Linked DNA regions of Mus musculus: regions 1, 2, 4, 5 and 6 are each linked to region 3. The links are chromatin loops, found by intact Hi-C in ENCODE. Cell type or tissue: left cerebral cortex. All regions are shown on one strand.

The links. A loop is a pair of places that touch in the nucleus more often than their neighbours do. Peaks named below come from ENCODE experiments on the same cell type or tissue, not always from the same donor. Only the 100,000 strongest peaks of a DNase experiment are listed, where the experiment ranks them.
Region 1: it touches region 3 in a loop (12-fold over the local background); 8 of 42 quality-filtered maps call a loop at or near these places.
Region 2: it touches region 3 in a loop (2.6-fold over the local background); 10 of 42 quality-filtered maps call a loop at or near these places.
Region 4: a loop joins it to region 3, with 2.9 times the contacts of the local background. A loop is called at or near these places in 4 of 42 quality-filtered maps.
Region 5: a loop joins it to region 3, with 5 times the contacts of the local background. A loop is called at or near these places in 15 of 42 quality-filtered maps.
Region 6: it touches region 3 in a loop (6-fold over the local background); 10 of 42 quality-filtered maps call a loop at or near these places.

The regions. Positions count from the first base shown.
Region 1 is chr12:21,202,275-21,207,274 of GRCm38, reverse strand. Asap2 (ArfGAP with SH3 domain, ankyrin repeat and PH domain 2) reads right to left here. Exons shown (of 29, transcript NM_001135192.1): 6 at 3,186-3,315; 7 at 887-972. Among named protein-coding and RNA genes, the nearest start is that of Gm40855, 46 kb to the left of the region's middle. In left cerebral cortex, a CTCF peak has its summit at 4,724 (motif pointing left); a DNase peak (open chromatin) is centred at 2,415.
Region 2 is chr12:21,162,189-21,167,188 of GRCm38, reverse strand. All of the region lies in intron 1 of Asap2 (ArfGAP with SH3 domain, ankyrin repeat and PH domain 2), which reads right to left. Among named protein-coding and RNA genes, the nearest start is that of Asap2, 53 kb to the right of the region's middle. In left cerebral cortex, no CTCF peak of the experiment used is centred here; DNase peaks (open chromatin) are centred at 1,227 and 2,718; H3K27ac peaks cover 988 bases.
Region 3 is chr12:21,110,224-21,115,223 of GRCm38, reverse strand. It overlaps Asap2 (ArfGAP with SH3 domain, ankyrin repeat and PH domain 2), which reads right to left and starts at 3,468. Exons shown (of 29, transcript NM_001135192.1): 1 at 3,055-3,468. The coding sequence starts at 3,180. In left cerebral cortex, CTCF peaks have their summits at 2,504, 3,755 and 3,955 (motif pointing left); DNase peaks (open chromatin) are centred at 2,491 and 3,533; H3K4me3 peaks cover 2,243 bases; H3K27ac peaks cover 1,577 bases.
Region 4 is chr12:21,281,998-21,286,997 of GRCm38, reverse strand. It overlaps Itgb1bp1 (integrin beta 1 binding protein 1), which reads left to right and starts at 714. Exons shown (of 7, transcript NM_008403.5): 1 at 714-892. Cpsf3 (cleavage and polyadenylation specificity factor 3) reads right to left here and starts at 701. Exons shown (of 18, transcript NM_018813.3): 1 at 454-701. The coding sequence starts at 503. In left cerebral cortex, CTCF peaks have their summits at 2,041 (motif pointing right) and 3,240 (motif pointing left); DNase peaks (open chromatin) are centred at 147, 718 and 1,611; H3K4me3 peaks cover 1,829 bases; H3K27ac peaks cover 1,450 bases.
Region 5 is chr12:21,225,510-21,230,509 of GRCm38, reverse strand. Asap2 (ArfGAP with SH3 domain, ankyrin repeat and PH domain 2) reads right to left here. Exons shown (of 29, transcript NM_001135192.1): 14 at 1,223-1,271; 15 at 970-1,136. Among named protein-coding and RNA genes, the nearest start is that of Gm40855, 23 kb to the left of the region's middle. In left cerebral cortex, a CTCF peak has its summit at 2,590 (motif pointing right); DNase peaks (open chromatin) are centred at 1,168, 1,581, 2,681 and 3,359; H3K27ac peaks cover 2,211 bases.
Region 6 is chr12:21,264,091-21,269,090 of GRCm38, reverse strand. It overlaps Asap2 (ArfGAP with SH3 domain, ankyrin repeat and PH domain 2), which reads right to left. Exons shown (of 29, transcript NM_001135192.1): 26 at 3,911-3,960; 27 at 3,558-3,628; 28 at 3,081-3,203; 29 at 1-1,373. The coding sequence ends at 1,299. It also overlaps a transcript of Itgb1bp1 not described here. Among named protein-coding and RNA genes, the nearest start is that of Gm40855, 15 kb to the right of the region's middle. In left cerebral cortex, a CTCF peak has its summit at 2,367 (motif pointing right); a DNase peak (open chromatin) is centred at 2,389.

The DNA.
Region 1 (5,000 bases), 92 kb before region 3:
TGTGTCAGATCAAGCAAGTCACCAAGAAAAAATGTATGTGACAATTAAGTCAATTTTTAGATATTGTATACTTTTATTTTTTTACTGAGACACAAGTTTCAAGCTATAAGATGGTCCTTTCAAAGTGACATGATGGTGGGTTTCAGAATATTGACATGGCTGAGCCACCAGCACGATCCCAGAACGTTTCTGTTATCTCCAAAGGCAAGTACACACCCACCAACTGTCAGATCCCATCTCTCTCTTTCCTATGGTAACTGCTAAGCTGCTTTCTGTCTATAAATATGCTTTAACCCCTGACTTGGCAAACGCACAGTCATGCAATGTGGTCTTATGTCTCTAGCTTCCATCCCTCTACAAAGTCAAGGTGTTGTACCCTGAGCACTTCTTCTTTCCTTCTATGGTCATTCATTCATTCATTCATTCATTGACAGGGTCTCATATAGCCCAGGTTGGTCTCTATATAACCAAGGATAATCTTAAACTTCTGTCACTTCTGCCTCTACCTCCTAAGAGCACCTGGACTATGCGTGTGTGCCATCACATTGGTTTATGTAGCGTGGGAAATTAAACCCAAGGCACCACTGTGCCCCCACCATATCCACGCCCCCCCACTCCCACATGCTAGGCAAATACTCTACAAAAACAGCTATATCACCAGTCCCAGCCCGTGATAATTTCTTCCTTTCCTTCTGTTTTCTTTGCAGTTCTGGGGATTGAGCCTGGGCTTCCTTCCACACATGCTAAGCCAAGAGTGATCTATATCTTCAGCCATGCCACGGTCATTTCCAAGTCAATGTTTATTCCCTCAGAGCAATGTTATCCATCTGAAGCTGCTGTCCATAGAACAACATTTGAAAAGACGCCATAGAGAAGGGACACTTACTTGCACTGGGCGTGAAAGTACTTGATCAGATTCTGAAGCAAATCCACTCCCTTTTTCACCTTGATTTCATTGACCTTCAGCAGGTACTGTGGAGAAGGGAAGGATGTTGAGAGAAGACATTGAGAAAGGATGTTGTCAGGAGCTTAACGGGGGCTGCTGAAGACGCTGAGGATGTCTTTTAAACCAGGGACTCTAGTAGCCTAGGCTAGCCTTGAACTGGTTCGTCACACAGTCAAGGAGGGCCTTGACTTTTTCATCCCCTCCCTTCTGCCTCTCAAGTGCTAGGGTTACAGGTGTGTAATACCACATCTGTCTTATCTGCAGAGCTGGAGACTGACCCCAGGGGTTCATATATACTATGTGCAGACCTTGCCACCAACTGAACCACACCCTCTGTGACTCTTTCTTGACTTCTTTAACAGCTTGTAGACTGGGCGGGGCTTGTGATAAACAGACGCTGGGTACCCTCTGCATACAAGACTCAATGGTTATGATAGCCAGGTAATTCAATATTTAAGAACCATATCTCCTAACTAGATATTCTACCACGTCCAGCCAGGATACTCTTAGTCTGGTTGCAGGGAAGGAGGCTGCCCAGAACAAATGGGTGTTTCTAACTATCTTGGGTCTTCCTATGCACATTCCTCTCCCCAGGTCCTTTTTGTTCCATTTGAGACCGTGTCTTTCTATGTAGTCCTGGCTGTCCTGAAATCAATGGCATATGCCACCTCACTCAGCTTCAAGTTCCTTTCTTTGTCGGGTCGCTGTCTTCAATACTAACTGCTATCTATAATCTAGTAGCTGAGATTTCATTACCATGTTGCTGACCCAAAGCACTTCCCCTAAATATAAGTGCTAAAAAGATGAATTTTAAATTAAATTGTATCAAAGCCACTTCTAACCTGAGGAATCCACTAAGGGCCACTTAGCAGGCATTATGAAATGCACCTGTCCCTTCCTAAAAGTATACAGAACAAGGGCTCTAAAAACCCTCTTTGCCCTAACTGTGAGGCTGTGGTATAAGAATTCTGAGCACACCTCATCTTCAAGCCCAGGAAAACCTGCTAACCTGAGCTGTCCCGTGAGTTCCTGGCTGTCTCGAGAGATTAGCCCAAGTCCAGGAACTCTCCCAGGCCAGCTGTGCAAGCCAGGCAGGGAACAGGAAGCCATTCTGAGAACATAACGACCAATTTTCTCCTCTCTGTAAGAGCTGCCTATGTGTTCTCTTCTCCTTCCTTTTTGATAGTTATTGGCTGTTAACTGGATATCTGGCCAAGGGCCAAAATGATACAATCGTTAAATAAAATGCTTGGCAATGAATCAAGACTTAAAATGTGCACACTCTTTGACCCGGAAGTTCTACTTACCGGAACTTATTCTAAGAGACAATCAGAAAAGCGTACAGAGATTAATAGGAAGGAGGGTTTACCACGGCTTTTTTTTTTTTTTTTAAATATTGCTCAGTTTAAGAGGGTGTAACAATTGGCACTGGGCCAGGATGACACTGCTGCAGAGCCCAGGGAGAGACGGGGCCATTCTCATTCACAGTGAGGCACAGAAACACAAAGGCCTCATGCTTAGTGACCTGTAAGCTGGGGATCGGCTTCCCCTCTGCCCTTCGATAGGACACAGGCCACTGGGGAACTGGAATACCAAGGATACAGTGATGCCATTGTCTGCATGAATGTTTTCTGGCTGAATCTTCACTCTTCCCTTCCACCAACTCCACAGGGGCACTCAGAAGTCTTAAAAGCATCAAAGAAGTTAAGCCAACTCCTGTGAGAAAGTATGGGGGGCGGGCAGGGAGGACACTCTTCAAGTCCTCTCTTCTACTTTAAAAACAAAACCAAACAAACAAAAACGGAGAGAGTCTCATCTGTCTGTGGTCTGCGTGTACGTGCGCACATGTGTACAAGCACACACTCGTACATGGAGGTCTATCTGGAGGCCAGGAGAGGGTGTCCGGTCCCTTGGAGCTAGAGTTACAGGTGTTTTCCGCAGCCTGACTTAGATGCAGGGATCTACAACCTGGTCGTCAGGGATGGGCAGCACATGCTTTTAACTCCCGAGTCCCCCTCGCTTCCTTTATTAAAAGTTGGTGTCAGACTGACCTAAAGCCACACGCCAGTAAGTAGTCTAACATTCCTCTAGCAAAGCAAACCTTTAGTACAGAAACGCAGCCCAGTACCCGAGCCGGTGCTGTCACCAGAGCCACAGGTCTGTCTCGGTGGAGAGGAGGTATGCACGCGCGCGCGGGTCTGGGCCTGTATGGAGTGGCTTTCCTCTCACCGCGTCTCACCTCACACATCTGCAGCTGGAAGAACCGTCTTTCCTTCTCCATCTCCTCTGCAATCTCAGCCCCGCTTATTTCAGTACGAATCATCCCGTGGAGCTTGGCATGCTCCTTTTTCTCCTTTTCTATTTTGGTTCTATGTGTGAAGACAAAGCAGGGATTAATCAAGAGGCCTCTCGGCACAGCACTCCCCACTGGACAGCCTCAGAATCATCTACAGAGATAAACACTCGCCACGCTCTTTTGAGCAGGCAACCTTTTAACTCTTGCAGAAAGCAAACCACCTGTTGTCTCTTAAAAACACATCGGACTTGGCCTTCCTGCTACCTACTGAACAGATCCTGCCTAAGCAGGTATTACGTCCGATTCGTGTCTGATGGAAGATCCACAGACACCTTGCTCTGGATCACACCGGCCTCTGTCTGAGACCTGCACTAGTACCTTCCCTGCCCCAATTAGTACAGTCACAGCTACTCCGGCTTCCACATTACTCTCTACAGCATCATGCTGTTCATCTGTCCTTCGGGCCCTTTTCATGGTGACTTCCTGCTGAGCTACTTTCCTAAATGTCACATGTTTAGGTTGGGTATAAACTGACCAGCGCAGCACGCACCAGAACCACCAGGCACACACATACACACACGCACACACTCTACCTCCTGTGACAGGGAACTCTCAAGTAGCCTGTTTAATCATCAAACAACTTTTAAAGAAAGTGCCAGATATGTCTCTGTGTGTCATGGGAGGTAGAGTGTGTGCGTGTGTGTATGTCTGTCTGTCTGCGTCAGCCCTGTCTGGGCACACAGGGTAAACCCATCCAGCTGAAGGAGAAAAGAATGTGAGGGACTAAGAGGCCATTTGGCAGGGACACTGTTCAGTGAATTCAGGCATCTCAATGGAGCTGTGACTGTGGGGTATTACAGTCTCTGGACTCCTTATACAATTCTATGGTCACTGGCCATGTATCTAAATATTCAGTACAGAGCTGTTGCCGAGAATCCTGAAGACATCTTCAACCTAGTTTTTACACGTGGCAAGGCCTCTTGGGATAGAGGAACCACTTATATTCATGGGTTTAAAAAAATAATAGCTTTTTTATGTATCCTCGGTTGCCCTGCCCCTTCCACACCAGACTCTGAACCTTTGTAGGTGATTCTGTCCTATGCTGTGCAGGCAAATCTTCATCTTAGAAAATGTGGCACCTTCTCTCCCCAGTCTATCTCTTCACAGCCAGAAGCCTCTCTCCCACCGTGCTCTCTAATCGAGCTCTTGGGAGAAGGAAGCAGGCACGGGTACAGCTGGATGAAAGTTGGACAATAGCACTCCTGACCCTAGCTTGAGACCGTCTTGCTGGGTACATAAGTGGCAGCCCTCAGCAAGGCCCATCCCTGCTCACATCACAGAACCTATCACAGTTAAAAAAGGCTACGTGGGGGGCTAGAGAGATGGCTCAGCAGTTAAGAGCACCGACTATTCTTCCAGGGGTCCTGAGTTCAATTCCCAGCAACCACATGGTGTCTCACAACCATCTGCAATGGGATCTGATGCCCTCTTCTGGTGTGTCTGACAGCTAGTGTACTCATATAAATGAAATAAATAAATCTTTAAAACAAGGAAAAGGAAAAAAAAGAGGCTAAGTGGATAAGGCCAGTGGTTGGGAATCTCCTTAAGTTGAACAGACCTTCAAGGTCCCCCAGTCTCATGTCACCCCTGCTGAGCATTTGAGTGGATGCTACCAGTGAAACTGCAGACCTGAAATCCAGGCCATTTCCAGACAGAGCGTACCATTTCCACAGTGGAATGGGTACCAAGAGGTGGCAT
Region 2 (5,000 bases), 52 kb before region 3:
TTGGAGTTGACAGTTTTAAATAGAAGAGTGATCAAGAGGCTCCAGATGTAGCAAAAGGGGGTGGGGGACTGTTCTTATTACATTACTGTGTGTTTGTCTCAACACACAGGATATACTCTGAGTAACCCCTTAGGTATGTCAAGATCAAACCCTAGCCCTAGGCAAGCACACACAGAGATAAATATCCCAGGTTTGGTTTTAAAGACAGCCTTGCCATATTATATAGCTCAGGCTGGACTTGCATCAAAATTTCTTATAGTGAGTTAGCTTTTTGTATATAGGGAATGATTTTAAGTGTATGTGTCCCAGAGATATGCTCCTGCCTCAAACTCAGTGCTGGGTTATAGGCCCTTGCTACCATATCTGGCTTTTTATGTGAGATCATGGTGTGTGTGTGTGTGTATGTGTGTGTGTGTGGTGTGTATATGTATGGAGTGCTGCATATCTGTGGAAATCAGAAACGGACATGAGATGTCCCCCTTCATCACTTTCTACCCTACGCCCTTGGGGAAAGAACTGTTTGGGTCATTTAACTCCCAGGATCCACCTGGCCCCACCTTCCAGCTCTGGGGTTATGGCTATGCCTGGCTTTTTTATGGTGTGGGCTCTGGGTTGTTTTGTTGTTGATTTAAGACTGAGGGCCTCATGCTTGTATAGCTAACTCTCTTACCTACTGAACCATTTCCTTAGCCCCCAAGGGAACTCTTAATGTTCCTGGGTAGTCATCTCTAATCCACTCTGGACCTTGAGATATAAGAGGGCATTTTATATCTCAAGGGAAACAGTAACTAACTCACAAAACACTGCACTGAACTGTCCCTCACAGCCTCCCCGGTCTTCCTCAGTCCTCCCCAGTCCTCAGCCTCCAAGCAATGTTTGCTCAGCCTCTATCAGAAACACTGATTCCTAAAGAGCCACCGCCCATGTGTTGGGGAGCACAGCCTGACAGACAGACATGAATCAGTGTGCTGTCACAACTGGGAGTTCCCTTCCCATGTGACAGGTCCTTGCTACAAAGCACATTTGATCTAGTAAACATGCAGTCCACGACTCCTGCAGAAAACTGTCTTGACCAGCCTCTGCAATCGACCGGAACTTATATGACCTGTATTTAAACAAGGGCCACCCTCCCCGGACCCTCCTCACAGGCAGCAGAGGACACCCACAGCAGCAGGGCTGAGCTCCCTGCAAGTCACTCAGCCAACAACACTTGCCAAAAAGCTTTGAGTGCACAGTGTAAAAGGAGAAAACATCCCACGCTTCCCGGCACTCACAACACCCAACTCAACTGAGCAGTGCAATCTCCCTGTGCTCTGAGCTTTCCTTCCCCTCCATCCATGCCCCTGGACTGTCTTCTTCACTTCTGGTTATCCCCCAAGCTTGCCCCAGTGAACTGGTTTACACTCACCCAACTCACTGTTTTCTTCTACCTCCCAACACTGTTAATTCCCTGGAATAGCCTCCTACCTCTTGACCCCCAGCTACACTGGCTGGTTCACAGCTTCATCTGGTCCTCCAGCAAAGCCCCCCCTCCACCACCCCCTCTCCACCCCCACCCCCGGTTTTCCCTCCACAGCAACTCATCTTTGGTTGGCCCACAGTACCTATGCTTGTTCAGGTTTTCAGCTGAGATTTACTAAGCACCTGGTACGTGCCTGATGTTTAAGCTGCTAGTGGAGATGCAATGGTGAACAAACCAAGAAAAGGATCCAGGAAAGATAAACGCCCAGTAAGAGCAGAAGGCCAAGCCTTGCCAGTGACCTGCTTTGCCAACCTTGGATGCCGCCTCCAGCACCAGCACTGACAACTGCCATGGCCTCTGCTGAGCACACAGTAACACTGGAACACACTGAGCCCTGTGATATACCAATAAAACTGCCTTTATTGCTTGTTACCTTCCCCAGTGACCTTCTCTAAGGCCAGGGGTTAGTGTATGTGATGGTTTGTATATTCTTGGACCAGGGAGTGGCACCATTTGGAGGTGTGACCTGGTTGGAGTAGGTGTGTCACTGTGGGTGTGGGCATAAGATCCTCACCCTAGCTGCCTAGGAGTCAGTCTTCCACTAGCAGCCTTTGGATGAAGACACAGAACTCTCAGCTCCTCCTGCACCATGCCTGCCTGGATGCTGCCATGCTCCCACCTTGATGGTAATGGACTGAACCTTTGAATCTGTAAGTCAGCCCCAATTAAATGTTGTTTTTCATAAGACTTGCCTTGGTCATGGTGTCTGTTCACAGCAGTAAAACCCTAACTAAGACAGTGTACATGTAGCATATACATCCCATTGTGCACCAGAGAGCCTGCCAAGGAATGGGACTCTATTAAGCCATGGAGCTTCCCTGAGAGAGTGCACTGTAGTAACTCAGGGCCACTAGAGGCAGGCAGGAAATAATTTCAGGAGTGGCCAAAGATGAAGGAACTGGCTGTTGCCACACTGGCTTGGAAACCAATCAGGCTTCATCTGTGTGTTGGACTCCTGGGTAATCAGCTAGCAGGCTGACCTGCTTCTCTCCAGGAGAGTTAATTGCTCTGCCCACTGGTAATCCCAGGTCACAGGGCACATCTGTGTCTGTGGCATATAGCTCAGTCCTGTTCAGAAGCAGGGGCTGGAAGTGGTGAGTTACTGAGGTACCGGGATCTGGCACTCTGTAACCAGCTGGAACTCAGATGACGCCCCACTCAGTGCTTTGGAGACCACGTTCTCACCAATCAAAGACAGCACAGGCATCTTATGCAAAGACCCTCCATCTGCGTCCTGTCCCTGTTGTTGAAGGGAAGCCGTTTCCGGCCTCGAGAATGAGTACATAAACATGCAGGAGCTGCTGCTTTCCCCTGGCTCTTCAGCAGAGAGGGACGTGAAGGTGAGTTTGGCACTTGGTGGCAGAGGTAATTATAATTGAAACCCACACAAGGGAAAAGTGGTTCCCTCCCTTCTAGAAATGTACCCCCATCACGGCGTGTATTTATAGATCATCAAGATTAAACCAGTCAGGAGAAATGAGTATGATTAAGACACAAAGACTCGTATCTATGGTCTATAAAAAGCTTTGCCAAAGCCTTATAGCCAGAAAAATAAGAAGGCTTTTGGTGGTCTCCAGAAATCAAAGGTACCTGCAATGTGGCTAAGACTCTAATGGTCACCTCCCACCATCCCTTCTTCCACAACTACTCAAACCCAGAAGGAAAAAAGGAGACAACCCTACACCCAGACGTGTAGGCAAACTACCAGCACACAGAACTGTAAAAGTCAATAAGGGCGTAAAAGAGGGCTGGCCTGGCCCGCAGCTGATGCCTGGCCAAACCCTATAAACTCAGAGGGACTAGACTCAAGCTGGCCTCTAGTTTGTAAAACAAGCTTAACAGATTAAATTTATTGCATAAATAAGACTGTAGGGATGTGTCTCAAATATTTCCAAGGAAAACAAACAACTGTTGGAGTGGTAATTGAAGATAGTGAGCCAGGAGAGGGAGCAGAGGCTATGGTGTATGGGTCACAGCAAACTCACTGCCAGAGGAGAGACCCTCACACCCCTGCTCTCGCTGCATTTTCACACCTGGTTGCCCCACACAGTAGTCACAAGCTGCAGGGGGTTCAATTAAAGTGAAAAACATTAACAGTTCACGTCTGCATACAGCTGGCTTCAGAGAAAGCTTCAGCCACATAGACCTTCTGATGGTTCCAGAATGTCCTTAGGGCTCTTCTTCCTCTGCCTCTGAAGGTCCCTCTATGCACTTGAGGGCCTCTCCCAGGGCCAGGGAAACCATCCAGGCATGCTGGTGCTCCTTGTTCCATAGCTTAGTACCAGCAGCCCCAGTCACACACCACCTTCTCTATGCAGGGTAGGTCAGTCCACCTCTCCCTAGGTCCCACAGCCTTACCAGGCAAGTTCTTTCATCCTGACGGTAGGCTAAGAGGAAGGGTGGCCTCCACAGTCTACCAAGGGAGCTGGTCTGGCTCAGGGGTGGGAAACCCTTGTTTGGTCACAACCTGATGGTATTGATGGATGGAGATATCAGGTGGATGAGGTAATGGGTGATGGAAGGCCCAATGTGACTCACCCTATTGAAGGAAGCCTTACCCCAGCCCTCAGAAATCCCACCTCCCTCAATCACGGGCCTTGACTAAGAGGTATGTTTTGAATTTCACTATAAATATTTGTGGGAATTTATTTAATTACCATCTGGCCCTTTATAGGAGAAGTTTGCTGCCTCTCACTTAGACAATCCATGCAAAGCATCCTGTGTTAGTCAGGGCTTTACTGCTGTGAAGAGACACCATGACCAAGGCAACTCTTATAAGGACAACATTTAATTGGGGCTTACAGGTTCAGAGATTCAGTCCATTATCGTCATGGAACCATCCAGGCAGGCATGGTGCAGGAGAAGCTGAGAGTTCTACATCTTCATCTGAAGACTACTAATGGAAGACTGGCTTTCAAGCAGCTAGGGTGAGGGTTAAGCCCACACACACAGTGACACACCTACTCCAACAAGGCCACACCTCCTAATAGTGCCATTCCCTGGGCCAAGCAAATACAAACAATCAAACATCCCTTCCACAGCATCAGCCAGGCCTGTGCCTTAGGCCCTGGCCTAGAAGCACTGAATTGTGCCAGTCCAGGACCAAGTTGGTCCAGACTCTGGGATTTCAAATGGACCCACATGAGAGGGAAGGGACCAACTTCCTTCCCAGAACCCAAGGATAATGACTGAAGGATAGGAGACCCACAGACACAAGGGCCACCTATGTCCTCCCCTCTTGACCCATCCCATCTCCCCTCATTCTACTTATAAAGGGCCAACCTGAGAGAAAATGACAGTTTTGAAAGCTAGCTAATAAACCCAAGCACACCCAAGGGCAGCTCTGCCAGGACAGTCACGCAAACATCAATGTCAGCCCGGTTTTTCATCTCACACTTGACTTTGAGCAAAGTATGGTGCATAAAGGACAGTGGCAAATGTTTTCAGAAAGCCATCGGGGAAGCACAGGACCACATGG
Region 3 (5,000 bases):
CTTAGGGGGTCAGGTGCTTGCTGCACAAGCTTGTGAACCTGCATGGGGATCCCCAGGATTCAGGGGAAGCAGAGACAGGCAGTGGGGAACTGATTCAGCAAAGCATTGCAAGTTCAGCCTCTGTGCTCAGTGATCACAGGAGCCATCACACACACACACACACACACACACACACACACACTCAGGCACACCTAGGGGGAAGGACAACAATTTCCATTTATATGCACACCTTCATCCATTCATCCATTTTCTCCTCCCCTGCTCCATTCTCATTCCAGGGTCTATACAGTAACTACAGTGAAATCTGGTAAAGCAGCTACCATTTACTAAGTCTACTGGGTACTGTACCAGAACCTTCAGAAATAGACATGATTATCTAGACTGTGAACTGTAATGAAAACAGTAAAAGAGTGTGTGGGCGGGGAGGGTCTCATCCCAATTCATACAACTGGAAAGTGATGGAGCCTGACTTAGAGGTGGCTGATCTAGCTATGGGCAGTTTTGAGAACACAGCATCCAGCCAAGTTCAAACTCCACTTGCTATGTCTATAACCTGAACTGATCTCCTAGCCTCAAATTCCTCATCTGCACATCAGGGATAGAGATTAAACACAACTGTTTGATACCTGTAATACAGGTCAGGCACTGGCTAACTACTGATATTCTAGCTACAGGTGTGCAAGCCAAGAAAGCCTATTTCAGTCAGAAAATGACTATGACTAGACATATTCTCCATTGGAAACAAACAGGCTTGCCAAAGTTAATCAGATAAGTTTACTAATTCCATAACTCATTTAAGTAGAAGACCAGGGACTTATTTTTTTAGTTGTATTTCTATGAAATGTGTAACTATTTGTATGTCACAAAACCTACCCTAATGTCTCATCTCACCATAAAAAGACATTTGCTTAAAGTCTAAGTATTGTAAACATGGTGTGTTATTACACTAGACAGAGAACAACATTTCTTTTTGGAAGTGAACATTAAATAATGTAGGAGGAAAAAGAAAGCATTATTTTAAGTAATCCACACTGAGTCCTTTCACCCTTCAAATCAGTTCACACACACTATTATCTTAGAGTGGATGCTGGCCTCACTTAAAATGAGATAAGCCTGCAAAGATTTCAGGTTTTCCCTGTTTCCAACTCAAATCCATTTTCTGCTTAGGAGGCTGAGTGAAGCCAGCCTCCAATTTAACAGAATGACCAAATCCACTCTCTCTTTAATCTACCCAGTAACTGAGCTCTTGGGTAATCTCCTGCATTGCATGGAAAAGCAGCTTTGGGTTCATCCACTATAAACTAAAATTAATCAGAGAAAGGCCATGCCAACTTTAATTGCAACTCCTATTTGCCAGGCTTTCCAACATCTGCCAGTATTACTGATACCTAACTGATTCAATACAATGAGAGAAGCGTCCTAACTTTATAAACATGGGCTGTCTTTTAAGGACATCACACACAAGTGTCCTTTCCACAGAGGGAATCCTACCTTTTTGGATGTAATCATTTTCATAAGCATTAATGATGTATTTTCAAAACACTGTGACTATCTTCCTAGTGCTTTTCAAGGGCCCTCATGGGGGAGGGGCTCTCATCCCCCTCATCCCCCACCTGCCTCATTAAAGGCATCAGTGGCACCTAAAGGCCAGGCTGAGAAAAGTGGACTAAAGCAATCTGCTCTCACTGAATTTGCTACAAAAGACTTACAAGCAGATCTTTGGGAAGACAGGAGAGAGAAAAGAAAGGGGATGAGGGTGAAGGAGAAGAACAGATACCCTAGCTCACTTCCAAGAGCAGGATACTGAACCTAGTATTTTTCATTGAGTCTAGTCCTGACTGTGTAGGTCTACAAAGACAAATATTTTACACGAAAGAAAAATAGTCTAGTTCCCCCCCCCCCCAGGCGAAGCCTAATAGCGAATGCTTTGTTCAAGCAAGGGGAAAGGATGTAATGACATAGCTTAATTTAAAAGCTCTCCGAACACCAGCCTCTGACACAAGTATTTTAAAATATCTACCTCGATCTTAAAATTCTAAGCAAAAGAAATGTAGTCATCGGTTCACTACTGCTACACATGTGTGTCTCGTTCTCGTACCTATTGTGAGTCCAGCTGGACGCACATGGCCTACAGAGCCGAAAACACGAAACTCTAAATTCTGTTGGGGAGGTAAAGAAAATGATGTAAGTGAGGCTTTCCCAAGTCGCGGACAGCTGCGGTCCCTGGACTCACACAGCCTCTTCCAAGCCTGCTTCAATTTTCAACCCAAACTGCTTCCTTCTTGCAGTCCCTCTTCCCCGGGATCTGGAGAGCTCGCTGCTTAGCCACTCAATACAATGACTATGCATCTTGAAAGCCCTTACTAAAAGCAGGCCTTTTCCAGGTTAAGGGCAAAGGAGCTGACCATACTGTCAACAGGCACCACACAGGTAGCCCAGAGGCGGCCACCAAAGGCCTTTTGGATCTCAAAGCTCTGGTTCTCCACATCCCTCGACAGCGCTGCTCTGTGGCACGCAGTGGGAACTGCCAGGCCTCCCAAGATGGGATGGGCACCCGTGCCTAAGCAGCTTGGGGTCCCCTGGATCTGCTCTGCTTGTTGGCTCAGAAGCCACAGCTGCCCCCGCCGGGCTACTTCTGGAACAAGTTGGAGAGGTCCGCGCAGGGAGACCCATCTCTCCGGGGCCCGTAGAGCTCGCAGGGGTCCCCGGTTCGCAGCCGCCACAGACTCAGAGCCGAAGTTGACCTCTCCGAGGTGGGAGCAAAGGACCTGAAACCCTGCGAGGGAAATGGGAACAGACAGGAGCGTTCCCAAAAAAGGCCCAAGGTGGCCTAGCAGCCTCTCCCTAGAGCAGGGAACAAAGGGCTTCTGTGTCGGGCACTGCTGGCCCGGCTGCGTCCGGCTCTGGGGGACCAGAAACTTTTCCAGGGTGTGGGCGCAGGCGGAGGGCACTGGGTCTCGGGCACCAGGCGCGAAAGCCCAGCGGGTCCCCAGGACGCAGCGGGATTACCGCGACCCTAGCCTCCCGCCCGGCGCCAGCGATGCTACCGCTCACCTCCTCGATGGCCGCCACGGTGTTCCGGCACTGGGCCGTGCGCGTGGTGAAGCTAGAGGCCGTGGGCGCCTTGTAGTCCTCATGGGTCTCGGCCACGAATTCCGACACGGAGATCTGGTCCGGCATCGCTGCAACACCGGGGCGCGGACTGCCGCCGCCGCCTCAGTCGCCCAGGGCGCGGGCTCCGACCCCGCCGCAGCAGCCGCTCAGGGACACGGACAAAGAGGAGCGCGGGGCGCGGAAGCCGCCGCAGGGCGCGGGAGCCACCGCGGGACGCCCGGTGGCAGCAGGGGCGCGTGCAGCCCGCAGCTCTGCCCGCTGTGCTCCTGGAGCCGCAGCCGCCGCCGCCGCGTCCTCTTCGAGCGAGCCCAGACGCGGGCGCGCACAGCCGGCGGGAACAACCCGCCACCAAGCCGCTGGCCCGGACGCCTCCCGCGGAGAGGGGCGGGCCCGACTAGGGAGGGGGCGGTGGCCCGATGGGCGGGGCGGGGCGCAGGCCTGGCCGCCAATCGGGGCGCTCGCCGCCACTGCGCCGCCGAGAAGCTGAGGCCGCAGGAAGGAGGGCGATGTGCGCTCGGGACTGGTCAGCGGCTGTGTGCCGCCGCATTGTGTCTGCCTTCGGGACGTGCTGGGGTTCGAGGGCGCGCCCTTTCCCGGGCTGCGGTGCCGGCTCCCACCCCGCACCCGCCATGACCTCTAGCAACATTACCCAGAGGGCGTGGAGTGGAACCCGGGATACTGGCTTCCCGGCTGGAGGGGAGCCCACCCTTTTGCTCCCCAATTCCACCCTTGGCCTCGGAACCCCCTGAATTCCCCACCAGAACCTCAGGAAAGGGCCAGTGAGACAGTGTGGGTAGCTCGCCCCCTACAGGACAGTGAAATCCTCCAGGGCACTTTAGCGGGACAAGATGTAGGGACCATGTGTCTGTGCACCTTCTCACAGCCTCAAGAAGCCAAGAGTAAAGGCAGGTATTTTGCATAGGGAGGTGACCATGGTACAAGCCGAAGGGGAATTCAAACCCATGACCTTCGACTTGGAAGAATACTCCAACCCCTAGTAAGCATCTTGTTCCCTAAGCTTGTACATTTAGGGACACTCCCAGTTACTTGAAAACAGTTTTAGGGTGCTAGGCCAGGCTTCACCCTGAGGAAATCATAGAATGCACTGATTGATGTGCTGTCGGAAGTGAGGGATACCCAAGAGAACCAGAGGTAGAGCATGGTTGGGGGTGTGTGTGAGGTATTGTACCTGAAGGTTCTCAGAGAGTACTCCAACCCACAGCTGACTGATCACAGACACAACTGGGCCAATAAATCATTTGAATTAGGACATTTTCGTCTATAGCTCATTCAGAAATTCTCAGCTGTATTTTAAAAACCCAGAGGTTCTGAAGACACTAGTCAAAAATCACACCCTCTAACTCCCCGAGGCAAGAGGCACGGTTACTGCTGCTGCCAACAATACAGCCTAGAGAAACTTTACAAAAACCTTTTGTATGTCTGAAAAGGAGGGAATGTGAGGGACATTGTAAACCCAACATGGGAAATAAAAGTGGTCTCCTACTGCCATAGGACAGTAGACCAGTCAATCTTTTTAAGGCTCCCATGTACAAATCTGCTGTATGAGGTGGCAGCTGGGGTCAGACATTATGTATGGCTTCTGGTATTTTACCAGCACTGCGTGTGAATAAGTTCAGCCTTCAAAAATAGCTGCGCCAGTGGGTAGCTTTTATTCCTGCGCAAGGGAATAAATTGCAATCCCAAAACTCTGCAACTCTCTGCCACTTTCCACTGTTGTGAACATCTTTCCATTTAGTGTCTCAGGAGCACACCTATCTCAGCATGTATAACTCGAGGGTATTGTGTTATAGTACAGGCTCTCCTGCACAAAGCAATCTTCTGATCCCTCTGCCTCTCTTCCCACCTATAAGTCCTTTTGTTCTGCT
Region 4 (5,000 bases), 170 kb before region 3:
TTTCTCGCGGAAACGCCTCAGCTTTCCCCTCTCCAATTTCCTCCTACCTTCTGCTAAGGTCTGAGCTCTCAAAGTACATACACCACGTCTTTAATTTCCCCGCCCATCTGAGCACGTGTAGGGTCCTGGAAAGGAGGCAGATGCAGTTCTTCCTTGCAGTGTCCTCTATCTGTCGGTTCCCTCAAGGCTTGCTCTGATGTACGAGATCCAGACTTGTGTTAATTGGCAACCCTTTCTTTATGAAAACACCCAATGACCTGGATTTTTTTTCCCCAAAATACCCTCCCCGAGACTGAAGGAAAAATGACATTCAACCTAGATAGCCCATCGATCAATGTTCTCCAAATCCCTTGAACCTGAGAGGCTGGACCCGCAGCTGCCTCCGCGGGGGTCCCTCCAGGCTCTCACACATACGGGGAGGGGGGCTCGCTCCCTCTCTAGCGCATCCCTTACAGGGGTCGGATCAGCAGCTGGTCGCTCTCCTCTGCAGGAATCGCAGACATCCTGGCAGTCTCAGGAGCAGCGTGGACCACGAACTCGTCGCCGCAGTCTCTAAATTCAAAGCACAGCTACTGCAAACCAAAGAAGAAAAAACCCCCACCACCAACACACAACTTCCGGCGCTCTAGCGTTCCCGGAGCTAGATTCGGCCCTCCAACTTCCGGTTCGAGAACGAGGTTCTTTAGGTTCCCGGAGGTGCGGTTAAGGAACTGGAGGCGCGGCCTAAAGACTGCGCCTGCGCATGATAGGGGCGTGGCCCAGCGGACCAGGGCAGGAAAACTGGCAAAGCCGGAGCTGGAATACGAACTGGAATAACCTACCGGCCGCCGCCGCTGGACCATCCCACACCCCGCGAGACCGGGGCGACCGGGGAACGAGCCGAGGAGGCGAGGTGAGAACCGGGCCTCGCCTCAGCCGGGCCAGAGGGTGCGGGTGTGTGGGGAGTACCCCGCAGCCCGCCGTCCTCCCATTCCCTCCACGTCCCGAGGCTGAGGCACCGACAGAGTGCAAACCGGGGAAAGGAAGAGGAGCTCGGCGCCCGGTCAGGGAGGGACCCGCGTTCCCGTGACAGGTCTACCGCCTGCCTCCCCGGGGACCAGGCTCCGCAAGACCCTGAGGCCTCCCTCTGCTTGTTGCTGCACCCAGGTGGGGTTGGAGTTAGCTGTCTACATCCTCACTTGTGCGAGGCATGTGTGCAGAGCTTTGGAAGCCTGATCTTGTCGGGGTCCCCAAGTAAACTTTGTGATGTGGGACAAGTTATTGAATCTCTGGCTTGGTTGACTCACGTGAATGCAGCTGGGCGTTCTCACTGCTCGGAAGGCTCCGATGACCCTAGGGACCGGCTGCTCCAGATGGGCCAGAGTGAGGGCTAGCGGTTTCTGGAGCATCTTGGCGACGTTATTGGATATCACCTCCTAGGGCAATTGTCAGAACCCTGTAACGAGTCCTCTTCCGCTATACTGTCTATCTACTGAGAACCAATTCAGCCTCGCCTTGCACTAGTTAGTTGAGGGAGTGGGAGTTTAAAGAAGAAGATGACATTTTAATGCTGTGATCTGATGTCTTTTAGTCCAACCTGAAAGTCCAAGGAAGGCTTTCTTTAAAAGGCCCGAAATAAGTTGTGCGAGGCAAGTAGTTGCCAAGGAACTTACAAAATGAGAGTTCTGTGGGAGGGAAAGTTAGATAGTATAAGAACATACAGGAGCTTAGAACCGCTCAGAACCAAAGTGGCTTTGCGTTCCTGAGAGATGTGTAGCTCATTGTTGAAGACAAGCTTGAGAGAGAGTGGTTGGAGAGCCCTGGGTGGGTTCTTGCTGGAGGGATTTGACCTTCCTTAGTCAAATCTTAGTAGTCAAATCTTAGTAGGACACCGGTGAACAACGGCCTAATAATACTGAGCTCTGATCTGTGTTTGAAAGAAATCATTGTTATCTTCTTTTCCTCCTCCTCCTCCTCCTCCTCCTTCTTTTTTTTTTTTAAAGATTTATTTATTATTATATGTAAGTACACCGTAGCTGTCTTCAGATGCACCAGAAGAGGGCGCCAGACCTCATCACGGGTGGTTGTGAGCCACCATGTGGTTGCTGGGAATTGAACTCAGGACCTTCGGGAAGAGCAGTCAGTGCTCTTACCCGCTGAGCCACCTCTCCAGCCCCCCTCCTCCTTCTTTTTGTGGCTAAAATGTGGAGGCAGACCTTAGAGCCACAAGGAGTTCTGTAGGACAAGATCATTCATTCAGAGAGCTGACTCAGTGGATAAGAGCATCTACCTGTCTTATTGAGGATCCAAGTTTTGGTGCTTGTGGCTCAACACCAGCTCCAGGGGCAATCTACTCCTACACACACCTTTTCTTTTTTTAAAAGTAAGGGCTTTTACCCACAAAGCCTCTATAGTGGGTGTGTGGATTCTTTAAGTGTGTCAGACTGTGAACTTGGGCGTTTTCTATAGATTGAGGATCATCACATTCACGCTGAAAGAATGCCATTAGTTCCCCCCAAAGATGTGGGGCTGGTTACCAAGCTGAGGCAGAGTCTGCCATGGACCTGGGATCCTGGTCCTTAGTTGGATGTGAAGGTTGAAGAACAGTGAGGGATTGATGATTTTCTGGTTCCTACCAGTGATGGCTTAATTGCCTGAGTGGGAGAGACGAGGGAGGAGCAGGTCGGAGCCTCTGGCAGTTTTTGCATTTGATGAATCTGTGTAACTTTCAGCTGACAGATAGCATCCCCTGGCTCATTTTTAAGCATGAATAATTTAGAAGCAAGAACAATTTGATTAAGTACATACACCCAGAACAGCAGCAGATATCAAAGACTAACCAGTTCTTTCCCCATCTCAGTTCCTGGATTGATGCTGCAGAGCAAGTTTTGAGAAGTTGCAAAGGCCTTGGTGATATCCAATCATCGCCAAGGATCTGTGGGGATGCTTTAAGATTCTAACAACAGAACCACTTTTTTTTTTTTTGTCTTTTCGAGACAGGGTTTCTCTGTATAGCCCAGGCTGTGGAACTCACTCTGTAGACCAGGCTGGCCTCAAACTCAGAAATCCAGCTGCCTCTGCCTCCCAAGTACTGGGATTAAAGGTGTGCGCCACCACTGCCCAGCAGAACCACATTTTATTAAGTAACTTTAAAAATTAATATAGAAATATGGGGGCTGGAAAGATGGTCCAGCGGTTAAGAGCACTGACTGCTCTACCAGAGATCCTGAGTTCAATGCCCAGCAACCACTCGGTGGCTCACAACCATCTGAAATGGGATCTGATGCCCTCTTCTGGTGTGTCTGAAGACAGCTATAGTGAACTCACATATATAAAATAAATAAGTAATTTTTTTTTTTAAAAAGAAATATGCATTTAAATTTGTAGTCATCTCTCCACAGCTAATGGGTTCTGCATGCTCAGGTTTAAACAAGCCCAGATTTTTAAAGAGGTGTTGTAAAAACAAGACCGAAATTCCACTGTACCAAAGAAGTGGAGACTTTCCTTATCATTATTTTGTAAATAATACATCATATCAACTATTTCTGTAGCACTCACACTAGATATAATGTTCAGCTCAGTGGAGGGTACTTGCCTAGCTACACTAAGTAATTTAGAAGTTATTTAAAGTGTATGGGATTGTGTGTGTAGGTTATATTCACTTGTGTGGTTATGGAACCAATCCTCTGTAAACACCAAGAAGTCTGTACTAAAATATAATGTGCCTAAGTATGTCATATACCAGCACTTTAACTATCATAGACCACCAACATGGTATTTTATGGTACTAGGTTAACCTAGTTTAGCCCAGGCCTAGGAATACGGCTCTCCCGCTGTCCCTCCATCACTACAGGCATCTTTTGGACTTATCCTTTGCAGCAACTTCTGCACAGTACTCAAATAACCTTTAGCCCCCTTTGCTCTCAGGCGGTTAGCTCCATATCTGGTGCCCAGTGAGGTTCTATAAAGCAGAAATCTGGTCCTGTTTCTTGCCTGCTGTAGGAACATGTCTATGGACTGCTATGCTCAAATGATACTTGCCTCTGGCCTGCAGGCCTTGGGCCTTCTCTCCTTTTGCTCCTGCCTCTCTCTTTAGTTTTCCTCATGGGAATGATTGTTCCCTAATATTTTTTGTTGTTGTTATTGATCTACTCACTCCCACTAAAAATGGACACACCCACGTTCACCTACCCATGGGTCAGTTTTGTCCTTGTGCCATGAGTCCCCCAGCATCTAAGTGCTTACTGCCTACTTACTGAGCGGTGAGTCAGCTCTAAATGCTACAAATAAAGTATATATTGAGAAGGAGACCGGGTGAGAGGCTGACTAAACTCTCAGGCTCAGGCCACCATGGCAGGTGGCCTAGAAGGTGGGCTGAGAGTGGGTTCTACACACACAGAAGACACCTGAGTGGGTGTCCACCCACTACCAATTTAACTCAGCTTCTTCCTCTACGAGGTCCACTGTTCAGCCTGGAAAGGACTGGGTTAGTCAGGGGAACGGGAAGCTACTCTGCACACTGTTGTGTGTGGAGCCTTGGAGAATAATACAAGGATTTGGTTCTGGCATAAGCATGATCTGTAGAGTGCCAAGGACCGGCCTTGGTTTGAAATATGATTTCCACCACAGGCCTTCCATATTCTCTGAGCTCCCGGGAGAGAGTATTTGGAGAGGTTTCAGTAGTTGAAGGTGCTAGTGAATTATTAAACTAACTCCAGATTCTTTTTGTGTTTTTTTTGAGACAGGGTTTCTCTGTGTAGCTCTGGCTGTCCTGAAACTCACTCTGTAGACCAGGCTGGCCTCGAACTCAGAAATCCGCCTGTCTCTGCCTCCCAAGTGCTGGGATTAAAGGTGTGCGCCACCACCGCCCGGCCCAAGAAAATTTTTAAAAAGAACTGCTGTCTCTTTCTGCTAGCTCATTTCATGCAGACCAGAAGCCCAGTTTTTTTCTTTACATATTGTTTTAGTTATTTATTCCAGGTTCCCCTTTGTTATCCTATGAACCAACATCTGTGATTCCA
Region 5 (5,000 bases), 120 kb before region 3:
CTGTGCTGTGCTATGCTCAGGGTCTGGGTTGTGGCAGTAGTCAACTGTGCTGTGAACATCTGAAGTCAGAGAACTTCTACATACTTTCACCTCACTGAACGCTCAGGGTGTGCTGCTAGCAAGTAGCGAGCACATGGCCACCCTTCGTTTCCCGGAGTTCAAGCTAGACTTTCCCCACATGGCACGTTCATGTCCTCATTTAAGTATCCTTCCAAGTGCTTAGTGTACAGTGTGGACCCAGCCAATAATTGACAGCGAATGCTGAACTTACAAAGCATTGAAATTAAGATGTATTGGAGCACAATGTCTCCCGAGTGCTTCCTGCCCCCTGAAATCCTCTGCAGAGAAACATCATGATCTTGCCCATGAGGTCATCATCGAGTTCTTTAAAAACTGTCTAGTTGTTAAAAAGTGGGAGTTGGGGAGAGGGGCTGGGGAGATGGCTCAGTGACAGGAGCACCTGCTGTTCTTGCACAGGACCAGAGTCCATGGGTCCTGCCCAGCATCCATGGGTCACAGAGTGTGCCTGAGAGTTACTTTAAATGGTCCTCTAAGTAGGACAGAGAGGCTGATGGGAATCCTAGGCAAAAGCACCCCCTACACACACACACACACACTCACCCTCACAGCCCCTCCGAGCCTGTGAGACTAGTGACCTTCAGTTCATCCCCAATGTGCCCTTCAGTTTTCATTGCCCGGCAGACGCTGAGCTGTAATCTTTTCATCTCCACCAGGCTGTCTTCCCAGGGTCCTGCCCCAGGCCCAGCAGGCAGGGATCTCCTACCCATGCGCCCCACTGCTCTCTGCACACAGTTCATTAAGCATTTGTGTAATGGGATGAGCCCAGACTGCTTTGTACCAATTTCATGTTTGAAATGAGAATGGAAAAAAAAAATATCAATGGGTGGATTTCAGGCATCCCTGGAATCCAAATGCCCTAGAGCTGGGGTTGGGGCTGTCCCGGGTCACCTGGTGCCCCACAGTCGCAGCACACGTCATTGCCCGTCATCCTCTGCACCTCCGAGATGATCTCCTTGGTCAGCTCTTGGACGATGTTATTTTCTCCAGTGTTGTCATCACCCTTAAAGGCGTTGTTCAGAGCTTCTTCCTTGCTGTTCTGCAGTACAGACATCCATCTGGGCAAACAGCAGCAGTGCTGGGCGTCAGCTGGGCGAACACACCCACTCCCACCCCTGCTTCCAGCCCCACCCACAGCACTTACATCTGACATTCTTGTTCGTCTTCCGCTTGGAAGTGGTACGTCCTGTCATCTGCACAGCAAGGGAGACTTATCACTGAGCAGCTGGGTGTATTTACCTCAAGAATAAATAATGTGTGCTCTCTGCCAGATTAATGTATAAAGCCAAGCAGCCCTTGGGACATGTGCGTGCCATGCATGTGTGTGTGCCTGCCTGCCTGCTTGCATGTGTGTGCTGACTTCAGTCATTGTGACTTTATAATACAAATCTAACAACCTGCCCCTTTCTAGTCTAAAAGATGCCATTTCCAGAGAATTTCTATAATCTCTTTAAAGAGACATCCCCAAAAAGGAACTGTTCAAGTCCTTTGATAAGAGCCTTCCCTATCTCACTTTTTGAGGTACTGTCTCTTTATGCAGACCAGGCTAGCTTTGAACTCACAAGAGATTTGCCTGCCTCTGCTTCCTGAGTGATAAGACTAAAGGCTTGGCTAATGCCCCCTGACGAACAAGAGCCTTTTCTGGAAAACACATCTTAGACATTTTCTGGCTTCCTTAGAAAAGAACTAATACTATATCAGAAATTCTAAAGCCACACCCTGAGAGTCCTATGTCACAAGCACAGCTAGATGAATAACGGTATAAGAGGAAGTGTCGCGCTGTGCATCAGGTACTTGCAGTGTCTTACAAGTGCTTTCAGGGGCCGTGTTCCCAGGAGGGGTGGATGAGGGGCAGCTTAATTTCTGTGCTATTCTTGCCAAAATGAACAACCTCAGCTAAGTCCTGAGGTACCACAGGAGAAACCTAGCTTGGCAGACATCTCATAACAAAACTGGACAGCAGTCTTCAAAACGTACAAAGGTCAACATGGGCAAGGGATGACTGTAGAAACTGGACCCCTAGGAGCCATGACTAACTATAATCTAAATGCGACATGGGGCCTGGAGGGATCAGAGCACCAGGACAAGGACAGGAGTGGGAAATGGATACATTCTGAGTACCATTTCACAGCACCAAGCCTGCGTCCTTCCTCAATGCGGATTTCTCTAGTAATACATACTGGCTAAATTGTACTGACATATACACACACACACACACTCACACACGCATGCATGCACACGGGTACACATGCATAAACACACGCACATGTACACACATACACGAACACATGAACATGTGCAAATACACACACACACACACACACACACACACACACACACACACACACAAATAAATGCTTTTGAAAATATAATGAGTAGACAGCTCTGCAGTAGTAGTTTTCACTCCTTGTCTTAGAAAGACTCTTGATGGGCCGTCTAATTGGGGCCAAGTATCAAGAGGGGTCAAGTGCAGACACAAGTGAGGCTCAGAGCAGAGGTTTTGTTTCTTTAAAATCTTAACACCAGGGGGAGTCAGACATCACTTGTTTACAATCTATCTGTCACCAAAGAGAGGAACAGGCAAAGAGAACTACTTCAAGTTAGACAAATACTGGATTGCAGCAGACTGAAGTGAGCAAAGAGGCATGGCCACCTTCTTCTCCCAGGCACCTCACAGCCCCACCCAGCCTCCTAGGAAGACGGCCAGAGGGGCAGGTCCACAGTTCTAGCTGGGAGCTTGCCAAGTGGACCTCAGAGTTCTCAGGAAGCTGTGACTGGAGGGCATGTCAGTGTCCTGGGCCCACACTGAGCTACTTTACAGCCAGGTTGGGTGTGGCTTTGTCATCTGCTGACTAATTCTGCCAGTAATCCCACTGGGCACTGGAGAAATGGGAGGTCATTCTGTACAAAGTGTCCCAATAATAACGCCCTCTCTGCAGGCTCTCTGGAAAGCCACCTAGACCAGGGCAGTTTCCATGAGCTTCTGCCACAAGAGAAGCGTTTGGGGCTGTAGAAAGGCATGCCACCAAGGCCCTCTGAGCTCTATCCTGTCTGGGAGACTGGCCAAGTTATCTCATAATTCTAACCACAGTCCTTCCTAGGGTGCCTGTGTGGCTCAAAGACAATGGCTCAAGAGTGTGCCTGAGGGCACAAGACTGGACAGGTCCCAAAGGGCTGGCTTTACTGCAGACAGATCCCCCTAGAGGAACACGTTCCCTCTAGATCAGAATGGGAAGCCCCTGTTTGGGAGCGGGAGATAACAGTGGGGGCGGGCCTTGCAGGCAGGAGCTCAAGGCAGCCAGCCAGCCTGTCATCCTCTCAGCAGATTCAATACAGAATGATCAGTGAGGAGAAGGATGACTCCTGGGGAGCAGCTACATTCTCACAGGCCTGCTGTCTCTTGGCCTGGCATTGGGTTCATCTTTGATTTCCCAACAACTATGTTAAAATCAAGGACATTTGATGGCATTTGCTCCACTAGTCAGGAGGCAGAGGGAATAGGGTGCTAAATGAGCCAGTCCCCACCCCCGACCCTTCCCACCTTCTCAGGACAGCACTAGCATCAGAGCTTTAGCCCGTGCATTTCAGGTCTCTACATGAGCTTAAGCCCCGGCAGCTCTGCAGAAAGCATTCCCACCAGATGTTCCCAGAGGTATTAGATACTTTGAACATCTGCTGAGTTGAAAACTGGGTAGGACTGGAATTAATTTTGCCCCTTGAAGACCAAGCAGGAGTAGTGGGTGAGACAGGTTTTCAACATAACTAGTGTTCTGCATCTGCATAGCCACAACAGCGAACGGTGGTTGTGGCCAAGATTCACGGAACATCTCAAGCTGCCACAAAGTCAACAGTGTGATCACGGTGAAGTCTGTCTGCATCACTGCCCTCGGGCATAACCAGACTCACACACTAGTCACTTCACCCACATCCTCAGGATGCAACGATTCACACCTAGCAGGCCTGTGTGCCCTTCCTATGTGTGCTCACTCCTCCCTGATGAGCTGAAAACACGCAGGAGAAAGGTTCTGGAGCAAGTGCTTCTGCACCGTGGTGACAGCTGAGGAGGTGCTGCACCTACCTCACTGTGGTACCCAAAGCTCGGCCAAGCTCAGATGGCTACCAAGTCCTGTCGTGGTACCCAAGGGAACTCACGCATAGGGTAACATCTTTTTAACAGGCTATCTTTTTTTTTTTTTTTTTTTTTAAAGAAGGGTTGAAAACCTGCTTTTCCAGCCACTAGCAGACATCTAATGACACCATCACGTTTTCTCCTCTAACTCAAGCTTAGGTTACAGTCTAGAGGAGGTGACCCGGTAGTGGTCACATGTAAAATACAGTCAAGGCTTAGCATTTTACATTGTAGATGGAATTCTGAGAGTAAGGTTTGCTACACATGGAACCTACCAGACTGAGGAGACAGGAAGCAACACAATCAATCAATCAATCTCTCTCTCTCTCTCTCTCTCTCTCCCTCCCTCTCCCCCCACCCCAACCCAGTGATCCTGTCTCTCCCTCCCTCACAGAGTTGGAGTTAGAGGCACATGCTTACAGCAAGTGCTCTAACCCACTGAGCAATCTCCCTAGCTCAGCATAAAGATGGCTCCCCTGTCACCTAGCTCAGCTTGGCCTGTGGCTCAGTGTAGTGGGTCTGCAGACTGAAGCCTGCTGAGGGGTACAAGCCACACAGGTGGTGGAGACGGCTTGACCAGACTTCTCGATTTGCTTTGAGTGTTAAATCACATCGCACTGGCTCTGAGGTCTCAGTCATGTGGTCTGAAGAATTAATCAGACCGTGGGATGGCATGCTAGGGTTGATGGACACGCCAACAGCCTAGGCCCCTCAGGCTAGTGCTTTGTGTAAACTCCACTGCTGTGCTGGATTGCTGGGGACACCACTTCAGAGGGAAGACTGGCCCACCCTT
Region 6 (5,000 bases), 150 kb before region 3:
ACATCGCCTCACTGTCAAGCTTAACCCTCAATCCATTCCTTTTGCTCAAACTCCAGCTTTCGTTCAGGCCTTATGCTTGCCTCTTTCATTTCCCATATCCTAACCACGGCTCTTACCTGTGCTTAATGTTATTAAGTAGAGGTATGACAGTCAAGTTCATGAAACTAATGAGTTTTGATTTTTATCATATACAACCTAGTTCCCCTCCCCCACCCCACATAGTGTAAGTTTAGGAGTGATGCGATGGGCTTACATAGTGTAACTGGGATGTTTGGGGGCACTGGGCTCCCCAAGGTCTACAGATTTCTGATATGTTCTTGACTACAAACAATTGGATAGGCTAAGTTTCAAGACAGTGTAGCTACCATTCCTTTTGGAGAATCCTATTAAGACAAGAACTAAGCTGAGCGGGTGTCCTCAGGAGCTGGGAGGGGAGGGCAGGAGCACGCACCAGGACACGGAAGAATGTGCTTACTGTGGCCCGCACCACATATTCTACCTGTGTGACGGGATGCTGAACGAGGCAAATCCTCAAACCCCCAGGCATGCGAGCTAGTTTAAAGAGCTGCTCTGCAATCCATCATCCTTAGTTTTTAACCAAATTCAGGATCTGCAGCTTAAACTACCTGGTGTAGAACAGCCTGCTGTTAGCTGTGTTGTAATAACCCATCAGTAGTGTGCTAGGTATGACTGTTCACAACATGGGTCCTACAAACATGCGGGAGATCATGGCAGCTGCCACCTCACAGATGGGGAAAAGTACAAGGCTAACGTATAAATTGCCAAGTTGCTTTAAATAGACACTGGCTGAGTTTCAAAGGAATACATGTCTTTAAAGGTGAATGGATGGCATTGGTGGACAAGGTCCAGGGTAGGGCGACAGACCTGGAAGCAGTATGGTGCTGGCTTGCTAAGCTGACTGTGCTAAACAAGATAACCAATGTCGGAATTGGGCTAAGGAAAACTAAGAATCCCCCAAATTTGTTTAAGCTGTTTTTAGGCTCAGCTACTCCTGGAAATACAGGATCCTGGGTATACAGTTAAATAGCTTCTCACCGCCCCCTTAAGGAAATTGCTTTTCCTAGTAAAAGTATAACAATGTTTTGTAAAAACCACAACTTATTAAAACAACAACCTGCTTATATATAAAACTCGACTCTGAGTTTTCAGAACAGGACAGTATCATGAAAAGATGGGCTGCCGTATAACACAGTCCGTGAGACTGGCTATGGCTAGCCTTGGTACCAGTAACAAAACGGAACATAACGGTTAAACAAAGGCTTTTGTTCAGTGGCAGTTTAGTCAGCAATAAAGTGCACAAACGATACGGGAAACGCTCCTTTGCGGCTGGGCTCTCCATCGATGTGGCCGATCTGAAATGAGCAAGTTTGGGTTACAAGTGTTACAAACATGAAGGGGCAACACAGCATCTGTTCAGAGGAATCTCTTCCGCTAAAGAATGATAGAAAAACCGCCCGGCTGTCCTTTCTTTTTCCTTCCTGTCTGTGCTTGCTAGAGCTCCTGCCTCCTCCCACAAGCCTCGCATACCCTCAGATGGCTCCAGGTGAACACAGATGTTGCCCCTGGGCCCCAGCAATATGGAAGACAACAGGGAAGTCATCTGGCCCACTCTCCACTTAGTATATGAATAAAGAAACTATACTCAAAGTCATATACTTGGAGAAAGTATGATGTGTCTCCATATTTTATCAGGCATTTGTAGAAAGGCTTAAAAACATGCAGTCTGGGTAATAACAATTATAGCCACGTACAATCTCAGCCATGTTTATGATATTGGCAAACTCTAAAGGAAAATTGCCAAAGTGTGCTTTTTTTTTTTTTTTTTTTAAAAACAGCACTGAGAACTGTGGGTCCTCAGGAAGGGTGGGCCCTCTAGTTACGGCTAACATTCACTTCTTTTGCACCTGTCTGAATTTTTTGTACTTTTGGAAATAGATACTTTACACATGGCTAAGCCTGTGTGTCAGGTCAGTGTCTCCTTCATAAGGTAGTATGTAACATGGTGTGATTCCATGCCTGCTTCCAACTGATGGGTATTGATCTGTGTTTATGCTGAGGGGCAAGACCAGGTTCTCAGACAGTGCTGGATTCTCACCAGGCCCGGCCATGTGCAGGAACTTAGCATGTAGAGGAGTTGGGAGTTTGGTAGCTATGGCCCTTAATGGGCCTGTGCTGAGGGAGGCTGATCACAGAGCGGGTGGGGGGGTGGGGGTGGGGGACTTGCAGGGGGGGCAGTTACAGATCAGGTCAAACTCCCTGCAACTGTCAAGCAAAGTCCTCTCCAAGTCCTGAGGTACCTTTTGAAATACTTGTCTATGCAGCAGGGCCACGAGTGGCCACTGGGTGGCAGACCCTGCCAAGTGCTTTCTGTGTATACCCCATTCCACTGGTTAATTCCTGAACCCCACCCCGCCTTGTCTCATCACTGCTGCTTCTCATGGCGTCTTTGCCACAGTGCTGTGGACAACTTCCTCGCAGAAATGATGTCACCCAGGTCTATAGACCCCAAGCACCTGCTGCCAAGGTCCTCAGCTTGTAAGGGGTTGAGTCTGAGTTGCAAGGGCTTCTGGGAGAAGCCCAGTGTCCATGCCACTCTTATACTACCTGGATGCTGAGCAGCATAAAGCTTTTGTCGGGATCAAAAAGACATGAGGACTCCGCCCTGGAGCCCAGCTCTCTGGATGCCTTGCTCCATAAATTGGCAGTGAAAATCTAGGGCCCCAAGGCTCTTGGTTCAGGTCAAGCGTGTTATGAAAATGTAGCCTAAGTGGTCTACCCATCATTATAGTGAGGTGTTCACCTGAGGGACAGATCAGGCCCACTCAGAAGAAGGTGCCCACACAGGAGACACCAGAGATGAGGAAGGCACTGCTCATCAGACTGGTAGCAGCACCAGATCCAGATTGCTTAGGCTGAGAGCTTCCACTGTTCACAGGCCCCGTCGCCCCACCCTGACTTGTGCACAGACACACCCCATGGCCCCACCCTGACTTGTGCACAGGCCCCCATGGCCCCACCTTGACTTGCGCACAGGCCCCTGTGACCCCACCCCGACTCACCCACCACTCCTGATCCTCTTCCCCATCCACAATGATCACGTCGCCCTCAGAGAAAGTCAGCTCGTCTGGGTTGTCAGCCACGCAGTTGTAGAGTGCTTTCACTCGCTTGGGCTTTGACTTGGTCTACATCAGAAAAGGAAGTGTGAAGGCTAGGGTTGTAGGAAGCCAAGTTCTTAGCCAGAGAACAGGCCTCATGCTTTCTGCTTGCCTCATGAGCCATGTGCCTAGGCTCGGAAACCCACAGAGGTCAAGCAAGTGGGGCTGGCTGGGTGTAGCAGGAGCCTGGGCAGAGGCAGGAAATGAAACACCTGGGGTCTGGTGCTCATGGGGATGATGAGCAGAGGGCCAAGCTGGCCAGCTCCCCAGATCATGAAACAGCACCAGAAAGAAGCTCCCAGCCCTCCTCCAAGGAGCAACAGAGCCCGGCTGCCTCGGAGCCCTCTGACTAGTAGCAGGATAGCAGGCTTGTGCACTTACCGCCTGTGACTTCCTAGGCATGGGTGCTGGGGGCTGCAGGGCCATGGCGTTGGACAGAGGACCCGAAGCTTCTGTGCAGAGAGATCCACTGCGTTAGGGCCATGACAAAGCAACTTTATAGAACACCCCATCCCTATCCATCCACTTTAACTGTAAGACAATGTAAGAATCACAAGGTTATATCTGAAAGCAGGACTCTCCACAAGTTTGGTGGTTTCAAGAGAAAAGACCTGTATAAGGCAGTGAACTTCTTTATACCTGACCAGCTAGCTACCTAAAATCCATACCCCCCAACCCCAACTCCACCCCACCCCATCCCTGCAGGATCAACCTGTTCCAAGTTAAATAATTACCAGGTCCTCTCGGCTGTCCTTTGTTGGTCAGCGGGGTTGGCTTGTCAGTCCTACCAGGAAAGAAATACAGATTTATTGATCACTGAGGCCACGTGCTCTGACCTTAATCCCCTTAATGATAAAGGGACCTGCCATCAGTGCTTAAATTTGTGCTTGCTGTATCCCATCACATGTGCCTACTCCCCACTCTTGAAAAAAGGAAAGGTGTGGAGCCAAGTACTAGGTCCTGATCCTAGCCCAGGGCAGAAGCTAAGCACACATTCATCGTCTGCGTACTCTGGCCCCAGCCTGAGCCGCCATCATCATGAGAAAGGGAGGGGCTGAAGCTTAACCACAGGCCTGGGTGGCTCTGCCAGGGTCTGTGCTGGCACCACAAATCAGTGCCTCCTACACCTCTGAGCTCCGTGGTGCCTGCCCTGGGAACCAATGTTGTGGTCAAGGGGCAGAGCACAAGCCTATAGTCATGCCATGGAGACAAACAAGTGCTTCTTACAGTGGGCAGAGGGGGCTCTATCAACTGAGACCTGCCACTGGTATATATGCAGAGAGGTGGGACACTAGCTTTGTTCCTTCTCTAAAGGGAGCAGGGCCTGTGAAGGCCAAGAGAGAGGCTTTCCTCTCAGTTGCCTAGCCAGGCTGGTGGGACCTAGCAGAAAGTAAGACAAACAACTGGGCAGGCAAGCCTTGGGAGGGGCTGAGGAAGCAGGGAGGCAGCCTGGGATGGGATTCTTTCCGCAGCAAGTCACTTCCTTCACACACTTCCTCTGCAGTCCCAGTGGGTGCTGGTGTGTGCAGCCTCAGGACGAAGAGGTGAAGAACGAGACTTGGTTATAGTCTTATTTTTTTTCCCCAAGGGACTGAAAATCATACGAGCCAAGTTTCAGTTTGATTCCCACTGCCTCTGGGCGTGTATGTCCTAGCAGACACTATTAAGTGGAGTGGCCAACTTCCTATTCTGTGGTCAACTCAGATATGAAATGCTCATATGAGCTACTTAGCAGAGGGTCATAGTCAGCCTGTCTTGTCCTGAAAGGCCATGAAAAACAAATGCACCCAACACCCGGGAGGAAGAGGGGTCACAAGTTCAAGA